Regions from separate parts of the Homo sapiens genome. Here regions 1 and 2 are each linked to region 3. A link is a contact called in ENCODE Hi-C or POLR2A ChIA-PET data. All regions are on one chromosome and are shown on one strand. Each heading gives the region's core, a stretch centred on a gene start or an enhancer-like site at or near the end of the contact. The rest is flanking DNA. Distances are from core to core; before and after follow the strand shown. Region 1 holds the start of RFX1 (regulatory factor X1). Region 2 overlaps CACNA1A (calcium voltage-gated channel subunit alpha1 A). Region 3 holds the start of YJU2B (YJU2 splicing factor homolog B).

The links. Hi-C counts contacts between places; a loop is a spot of excess contacts on that map. ChIA-PET counts read pairs that join two places held with the same protein, here RNA polymerase II (POLR2A). Pooled maps may share reads with other maps.
Region 1: a loop to region 3 is called in a map of endothelial cell of umbilical vein, with 5 times the contacts of the local background. The contact joins the promoter of RFX1 here to the promoter of YJU2B in region 3. A Hi-C loop is called at or near these places in 1 of 168 maps with a recorded cell type or tissue (endothelial cell of umbilical vein), 4 of 37 single-sample maps with no recorded cell type and 15 of 50 pooled maps. POLR2A ChIA-PET finds 5 or more read pairs at or near these places in 6 of 52 experiments (B cell, CD8-positive, alpha-beta memory T cell, Caco-2 and 3 more).
Region 2: a loop to region 3 is called in a pooled map, with 3 times the contacts of the local background. The contact joins the enhancer-like site here to the promoter of YJU2B in region 3. A Hi-C loop is called at or near these places in 2 of 168 maps with a recorded cell type or tissue (CD4-positive, alpha-beta memory T cell and CD8-positive, alpha-beta T cell), 6 of 37 single-sample maps with no recorded cell type and 10 of 50 pooled maps. POLR2A ChIA-PET finds 5 or more read pairs at or near these places in 1 of 52 experiments (BJ).

Annotation. Positions count from the first base shown.
Region 1 is chr19:14,004,753-14,007,625 of GRCh38, reverse strand. RFX1 (regulatory factor X1) reads left to right here and starts at 1,306. Exons shown (of 21, transcript NM_002918.5): 1 at 1,306-1,523. RefSeq lists enhancers at 496-1,023, 1,024-1,551, 1,552-2,080 and silencers at 1,275-1,454, 1,505-1,884.
Region 2 is chr19:13,259,864-13,262,529 of GRCh38, reverse strand. It overlaps CACNA1A (calcium voltage-gated channel subunit alpha1 A), which reads left to right. Exons shown (of 47, transcript NM_001127222.2): 26 at 920-1,080. Among named protein-coding and RNA genes, the nearest start is that of IER2, 110 kb to the right of the region's middle. RefSeq lists enhancers at 1,155-1,384, 593-1,792. Within about 2 kb of position 1,334, at least 7 of the 41 ENCODE cell types and tissues checked have a DNase peak (open chromatin) inside an H3K27ac peak, as active enhancers do.
Region 3 is chr19:13,746,200-13,749,195 of GRCh38, reverse strand. YJU2B (YJU2 splicing factor homolog B) reads right to left here and starts at 1,301. Exons shown (of 10, transcript NM_030818.4): 1 at 1,242-1,301. RefSeq lists a silencer at 1,011-1,320.

The DNA.
Region 1 (2,873 bases), core at 57-2,556, 260 kb before region 3:
TGAGACTCCGTCTCAAAAAATAATAATAATAAATTTATTTTAAACACAAGATCTGACCCTGAGCTTGCATAACGCATCTCACCTTAATCCCTGTGTTGGCGGATCCTGTCTTTATTTAAAATTGTGATGTTTTGTTCATCATAGATTTATTTTTTCCCATTAATTTGGATATTTAACAAATATTGAATTAGAAGATTATTTATCTTGATGACTGAGTTTTTGCTCCCAAGATGTTCACCCTAGTCCGGGCCCTGTTTCTGTCTCTTCTCGTCCTGCAGCACCCAGACAGTCCCTTGAGGAAACTGAGGCACAGAGGAGCGTATGTGTGGGAGGTGTGTGTGTGTGGCGGGGGTTGTGGTGAGCTCTCCTGGGCGGACCAAGCTCCCTGGGCTGGGTCGGGGCTGACCTTTGCTTATCTACCGCGGTTGAAGCCGCGAATGAAGTCCCCCGCCTTGCAGAGACCTTTCCCAAGGCGGCCGCACCGCCTGCGGGGCAGAGATAGCCGCGGTCACCCCGGCAGCGGTGACCTTTTCCGGCTGGAGGGGACCGGGAGGCGGGAGAAGGCGCGGCGGCCGCGCTGTCTGGCCGGCTTGGGCGGAGGAGGATGTCACCCCAGCGGGTGGGAGCTGGGATCGAACCCCGCCGCGGCCTCCCGCTTCCACCCAACCCCGACGGGGCCATGGGCAGTGGGGAAGGGGGACGCGCGCCCAGTGACGTCATCGAATCCCGAGTCCGGCCTTCGCCGCTGTCGTCACAGAGGGGCTGCGCTGCGTCACTGCATTCCTCCCCTGACGTCAGCGCAAGAAGCCAGAAACTGGCCCACCGAGCGAGAGAGAAGTCTGGAGCGGAGTCTTCCTTTCTCGCCTTTTTAATTTGGTAAGACATGTAAAGTGTACGCAAGAGCGGACTACAACTCCCAATCGGCCTTGCGTGCCGAGCATGCGCACGGCCTCCAGCCAGAGAGCGCGGCAAACCTTTGGTAGATTGACGTCCCTTTAGTCGAACCAGGAGGCCGGTTTTACATCGGCAAACCAATCCCGTCCTCACGAGTCCTACCCCTTTATTCTTAACCAGCTGCTTCCCTGCCGGAGTGACGGGCCCGGCTGCCTTTGAGGGTTCAGTTTCTTTTGATGGACATTCATACTGATAAATCAGATCGCCGGGAAGTCCAGAGGGTGTTGAAAAGCGTGCATCGGAACTAATAGTTTAGCTGCAAGGCCTGGCGCCGTCCAATCACTTCTCCGGCCGCCGCCAATCACCCCGGGCCCCGCCCCCGCGCGTGACGTAACTAGGGTGGGTAGCAACAGTTGCCCCGGTGAGGGAAACGGAGGCGCCATAGCCACGGTAGTCGTGGCGACCAAGCAACCCGGCAACGCGAGTCAACAACAACAACCGCCCGGCCGACCCCCACCCCCACCCCCCAGGCCCGGCCCGGGGACCCCAGCACGTCCCGTCCCCTTCCCAACATCGACTCCGAGACCTCCGAAAAGCGTTTCCGCAGACAGAAGTGGGGAGAAGCGGAGGTAACCAGGGCGGCCCCGGGGTGGCTGGCCGGGCCGGGGTGGGCGGCGGGGCCGGGGCAGTAGGTGTCTCTGTAATCACAGTCCGGGGGGAAGGGGCGGGCGGTCAAAATGGCGGCGGCGACTGTCTGGACCGTGGGGGAGGGGGCCGGGGCCCGGCTGGAACGACACCACCCGCCCCCGTCCCCGCGGCCCGGCCCCCGCGAGGGGCGGGCGCTCGCAGGCCCGCGGCGAGTGGAGGTCGGCAGGCCGGGGCGGGGGGCTTTTATATGTCGGGAGCGCGAAGGGGCGGGCCTGGGGAGGCTGGGCCAATGGGAGCGAGGGAGGTACGAGGCGGGGCCAAGGTGGGTGGGCGGGACCAGGAGGGAAGGTATGGGCGGGGCCGGCTGGGTCTCCCCAACCTCCACCTCGGGAACCAGGGTGGGCAGCCACCACCCGGTCCGCCTTCCAGATCCTTAAGCGACTCCCTTCTTCCTTAAGAGCTTTGCAGTTGTCCCAGGACTCAGAACTTGGACAAGTGCCTGTCCATCTGAGGCCTCAGTTTTCCATCCTGTAAAATGGGGAGAATCATTGACATCGCCCTTTTCCTGCAGTACCGGGACTCCTCATTCCTTCCAGGAATTTTACTTACGGCTTATCTTTGAACCTTTTCCTCGTATCTACCGTTTCTGAATGTGGTTTGATAAAATAACTGTCAGCTAGTCCTGATTTCAACACTGCAGCCCACTCCTAAACCTGCCACCTTCTCTCTGGGAGGAAGCAAAGAGGAAGCAAAGTTTCATGGAGGAGCTAGGAGTCGATTTGGCTTTAGCGTGGAGGATCTGGTTTGCAGAAATCAAAGTCCATGGTAGGGAGGAGTGACCATGAGGGAATGCTTTAGAGGAACAGAAACCTGAGTGCTTTTCTCTGGGCTGCTGTTTGAGACCTGATGTTTCCTGGTTTGAGGTTGCGGGGGTTTGTTCCTGGAGATGGAACGTTTCTGGGTCCTGCCCATCGAGGTCTCCCCTACTGGGAATGGGGGAGCAAATGAAGCCTGAGGAAGTTTCTTAGATTTTTTAAACCCGCTTCTCTTGGCCAGACACATGTTTTTGTGTCAAACGAGTGTCAACCGAGTCACATGTCACTGACAAGGTCCCAGCCTCTAGGGCCACGTGGGCAGGAGCGGTCAGAGGGAAGGGGAAGCTATCCATGTTTGTGAGAGGAGAATCTTTGCCACTGCTTTTTAGGGTGACAATATCCTGCCAGCTCGGGGAGGAATTTTTTTTTTAAGTAGCCAGCCAGGCCAAGTCTAGTTGGCTTATTCTCCGTCTTGCTTTTGAGCTTAGTGTCGGTGTGCAAACTGCAGCCATTTCC
Region 2 (2,666 bases), core at 85-2,584, 490 kb after region 3:
GCAGTTTTTCTTTAGATGAAGTGTCTTGGGGTTAAGATCCTTTTTCCTAATTCGCATGAAGGCATCATATGGATTTAAAAGGGTATAACCGTGATCTGGGAAGCAGGAACTAGATTTCTTGTTCCATAAAATTTTGACTTTTCATCTACCTATTCTAGGCTCTAGTATCTCCCATTCCAAAATAGCATGAACCAGCATTTCCCAAAAGCCTGTCATTCAAAAACATATATATATATTAAGGGAAATAAAATCCAGTCATTAGAGCACCCACTTTCACTCTATGCTTCACCTGGGGGTCCCCAGTATTATCTCTTATGTAATATGTTTCTTTAAATCAAGTCACACCCGTAATCCCTGCATTTTGAAAGACCAAGGCAGGAGTGTTGCTTGAGCCCAGGAGAATGAGACCAGCCTGGGCAACATAGTTAGACTCTGTCTCTACTAAAAATTAAAGACAGAAAACAGATACTGTTATGGAAATCTAACCAAATATGGCTGCCTGCCTAAGGCTTTGTGCATTGACAACTGCTCTTTCTTGGTTAAAGAGGGAAAATGTCAATGGTAGGTGTTAACATGGTAGCAACTAAGTAAAAATTTCTCCTTCACTCAAAAGGATTGAGAGAGTTGGAAAGGAAGTAACTTTGTTACCTTGTTTTTCTGTGTTGGGCTCCTGTATCACTTAAAAGCATCTCTGGTATCCCATCTGGGAGTTTTAGATCCATAGAATGCCAGGATTGAGTCCAACTCCTCCAACGCTTATTTCTGAAAGCTGGGGGGACCTTACCCTAGTGACTTGACTTATGACCTTGCCTGTAAAATGGGAATGATCATGGCAGTATTTTGGTATGATGGGCCACTGGAGGCAGAAGGTTGGGCAGGTCCCCAGCCCCTCATGCTCTCTGTCAACTCCACCCCACAGGCTGTGTTTGACTGTGTGGTGAACTCACTTAAAAACGTCTTCAACATCCTCATCGTCTACATGCTATTCATGTTCATCTTCGCCGTGGTGGCTGTGCAGCTCTTCAAGGGGAAATTCTTCCACTGCACTGACGAGTCCAAAGAGTTTGAGAAAGATTGTCGGTGGGTCTCCACTTTCCAGCACATTCCCATTGGAACCAGCAGGTGGGCAGGGGGGAAGTGGCTAGAGGCATTGGCCACTTGGGCTCAGAGACTGGAGAAGTGATGAGCCTTGGAAGTGACTCAGTTGCAACCAGCTTGGATCTTGGGTAGAAAGAAAACCGGTTTTAGAATTTGAGTCACCACCCAGAGCCACAGAATGAGTCATAAGCAAATTGATTGACCTTTCAGCCACCGCCTTTGTCATGTGAGGGATATTAATACACATCCACAGTTCCTTACTTGAAATCGTTACAGGCAGATGTGTTTCAAAGTTGAGAATATTTTGAGATTCCCATGTGGGACATGACACCCTCAGCTGGGTCTAAGGCAGCCCTATAATCAAACACAATATTTCTGCCATAAAATGTGTAACTATTTACATCAAATGGGGTAAATAACAAGTATAAAGAGCTTCATGTCCAATCAGATCAGGTTTCATTACCAAATAAGTTAGGTAAGAGGCCAGGTGCAGTGGCTCACACCTGTAATTCCAACACTTTGGGAGGCTGAGGTGGGAGGATCACTTGAGGCCAGGAGTTGGAGACCAGGTTGGGCAACATAATGAGAGCCCATCCTACAAAATAAATTTTAAAAGTTAGCGGGGCATGGTAGCACACACCTGTAGTCCCAGCTACCCGGGAGGCTGAGGCGGGAGGATTGTTTAAACACAGGAGTTCAAGGCTGCAATGCACTATGATGGTACCACTGCACTCCAGCCTGCGTGACAGAGTGAGACCCTGCCTCTCAAAAATATATACATATAGGCCGGGCGCAGTGGCTCATGCTTATAATCTCAGCACTTTAGGAGGCCGAGGCGGGCGGATCATGAGGTCAGGAGATCGAGACCATCCTGGCTAACACGGTGAAACCCTGTCTCTACTAAAAATACAAAAACCTAGCTGGGCATGGTGGCAGACGCCTGTAGTCCCAGCTACTTGGGAGGCTGAGACAGGAGAATGGCGTGAACCCGGGAGGCGGAGCTTGCAGTGAGCCCAGATTGGGCCACTGTACTCCAGTCTGGGCAACAGAGCCAGACTCCATCTCAAACAAACAAACAAACAAACAACAACAACAAAAATATATATATATATATATGTATATATATATATGTACACGCACACACACATATGTATTATATGTGTGTGTGTATATATATGTATGTGTATATATAGTGATATTGTTACCAGTGTAAAGTGGCATTTTGCAACACATGGTAGCCTGTTGTTATCTTGATGGCTATTTATTGAAATTAGGAGGATGCCAGATGTCTGGATAGGAGTCTGGAACTAACCCTTGTTTCCTGCCTTGAAAAGGAGTAGCAACCTCCCTTAGCCTGATGAACCTCTAAATGTCCCCTATGTCTCTCTGCCTCCTCCTAAACTCCCTCCACCCCACCCCCAGCAAGCCTGAGGCTCTCACCCTGAGGACTAGAAGTTATCACGTTGGAAGAGGGTGCTGGACCCTGGGTCAGCTCTCCCACCAGGAGTAAGGTTGTGCCATCACCCATGGATTTATCTCAAAGTAGATGCACACGTCATCCCCTATGA
Region 3 (2,996 bases), core at 52-2,551:
CCTGTCTCTACTAAAAATACAAAAATTGGCCAGGCCTGGTGGCGTACGCCTGTAATCCCAGCTACTGGAGAGGCTGAGGCAGGAGAATCGCTTGAATCTGGGAGGCGGAGGTTGCAGTGAACCGAGATCACGCCACTGCACTCCATCCAAGGTGACAAGAGTGAGATTCTGTCTCCAACAAAAAGAAAGAAAGAAGCTGATGGAAGAGCTTCTGATGGAGTGGGAGTGGTGTAGTGAGGTGGTGAGGCAGTGGTGCAAAGTCCCGGATATAAACTGTTCTACCCTCACCTTAGTCTTGTATCCTCCAACTATAAAGTGTGTCCTTTAGATTGGATTATTCCAAGGTCCCTTCCAACCTAAAAATACTTTTGCCAACAAAATAGCTAAGTGCCCCTTGAGGCGTTAGGGGACACGGCTCCCTGGGCTTGAATCCCAGCTCCACTCCTCATCAGCTGGGTGACCTTGGTCAGTGACTGCGCTTCCCTGGGCTTGTATTTCGTCACCGGTAAAGGGCGAATGACGACGACAAGACTGACTTTCTGGGGATGCTGTGAATCAACTAACCCACGGGAAGAGCCTGCAAAGAGCAAATACTCCGTTTACAGGAGCTCGAGGGTGTGTGTGTGTCTTAAGATGGTTTTGTTACCCCAGTAAATGGCAGACGGGGCTATCGGGTGGGCGTGTAGATATCTCCGGTCCTTGGTGCAAAAGTAATTACCGACCCTGTTTGTCCTGGGCTTACGGCTTGGGCTCGGAGCTCCACCCTGCTGCTTCCTATCTGCTTGACTTGGGGCAAATTGTTTTCTCTCTCTAAGCCTCATTTTCCTTATGTGTAAAAATGGCTGGTTAAGGCATTCAGGGCAGCGCCTGACGCCGAGTTAAACGTTTGGCAGTTTAGTCATTTCTGCTGCTCACGGTTTTACAAGAATCATTTTTATAAAATCTGGTGAGATAGGGACTTATTGGTCCCATTTTCCCGATGCAAAAACCCAGGACCCTTCAGGCATAATATGGATCCGGGCTAGGATGGGACCGGGTCCCGGGCACTTGGGTCAGAGGTCTCAGCTGGGGCCTCAGGGACTTTGGTCCTGGCTGGGACCTGGGCCGGCTCCGGGCATCTAAATCGGGTCCTCAGCTCCGCGTCCCCCGACGCGGAAGGGCGCGCCGGGCAGCTCCGAGGCCAGGGTGAGGCGGCTGCCGGACCCCCGGCCCTCCCCGCTCCTCCGCCCGCCGGCACTTACCTGCCCTCCTCCCGACGTCACGCCCTGACCGTGCCCGGAAGTGCGCGCTGAGAGCGCGGTGAACCTGGGCGCCCTCTCCGCGCCCCCAGGACGCCGGCGTGAGGCGGGGCGAGGCAGCAGCTCCACGCTGATTGGCTGAAGGACGATACGCCAAGCGTTCTGCGACGCCGGAGTGGGCCAATCCAGGAATGCCCCGCCCAACCGCGCTTACGCCAAGAGGCTCCATCCTCTGTCCAGCCCACTACGTGAGGCCCAATCCGAGGCCCGCCTCCTGGCACCGCCCTCCCAGGCGTGCTGTCCTGCGCGCTGCAGCCGGTCAGCGAGGGTGTGGTGGCGGGCCCCTGTAGTCCCAGCTACTTGGGAGGCTGAGGCAAAAGAATTGCTTGAACCCGGGAGGCAGAGGTTGCAAAGAGCCGAGATCGCGCCACTGCACTCCAGCCTGGGCAACAACAGCAAGACTCCGTCTCAAGAAAAATTATTTGCACAGGCAAGGTCTTACTATGTTGCCCCGGCTAGTCTCGAACTCCAGGGCCCAAGCAATCCTCCTGCCTCCCAAAGTGCTGGGATTACAGGCGTGAACCACTGCTCTGTTTTTGCATTTTTAAATAGTTAGGTGGGGGAAAAACTATTTTACGACTTATGAAAATAAAACATTCAAATTTCAGCGTACGTAAATAAAATTTCATTGGAACACAGGGATATGCGCTTTTGTCTGCTGATTGCTTCAAAATAAGGGCACTTGGGGGAACAGCAAATGCAGGGAAGGAGAGGTTTTCTCTGAATTTCTCTTATCTGCCTAAAGACAGAAAGAGGAATGCTTTCCTACGATCTTATTAACTAGGGAAGAGTGAAACCATTCCCAATCATGTATCCTTCTGAGGGCTGCTCTGAGACAACTTTTATTACCTGCAAGACTTTTTTATTTGCTTAACAAGACAGACTTTCTCCATCATACAATTTCTCCCCTTACCCTCCCATAACTTGTGTTACCACCATCCTCCCAGAAGCCCCAAACCCCTATTCTTTTCTTTGATACTTTTTTTTTTTTGAGAGGGAGTCTTGCTCTGTGGTCCAGGCTGGAGTTCAATGGCGTGATCTCAGCTCACTGCGCTCTCCACCTCCCAGGTTCAAGTGATTCTCTTGCCTCAGCCTCCCGAGTAGCTGGGATTACAGGCACCTTCCACCACGCCCGGCTATTTTTTGTATTTTTAGTAGAGATGGGGTTTCACCATGTTGGCCAGACTGGTCTGGAAGTCCCAACCTCAGGTGATCTGCCTGCCTTGGCCTTCCAAAGTGCCTGGATTACAGGCATGAGCCACTGGGCCCAGCCTCTCTGATCCTTTTTGGAGTCTTGTATTTTGTGGGACTCCCCTGCATAGGTACATAATTAAATATGGCTTTTGCCCTGTCTGTTTACATGTCAATTTAATTCGTAGCCCAGCCAAAGAACCTATAAAGGTGAAGGGAAGCCATTTTTCACCTACCTACAAACAGCCGGGCCCATTCATTTATCTATTGTCTATGTCTGCAACAGGGTTGAATTCAGTGGTTGCCACAGAGGAAGAGAGAGCCCAAAGAATCTAAAATATTTACCATCTGGCCTTTTACAGAAGAAGTGGGTGGATACTTCTCTTAGAGCCTTCAGATTAGCCTGGCCCTGCCTTCTGCACAGGTGAATGGCTTTTGAATTTACTTTTTTTTTTTTGAGTCGGAGTCTCACTGTCACTCAGGCTGGAGTGCAGTGGTGTGGTCTCA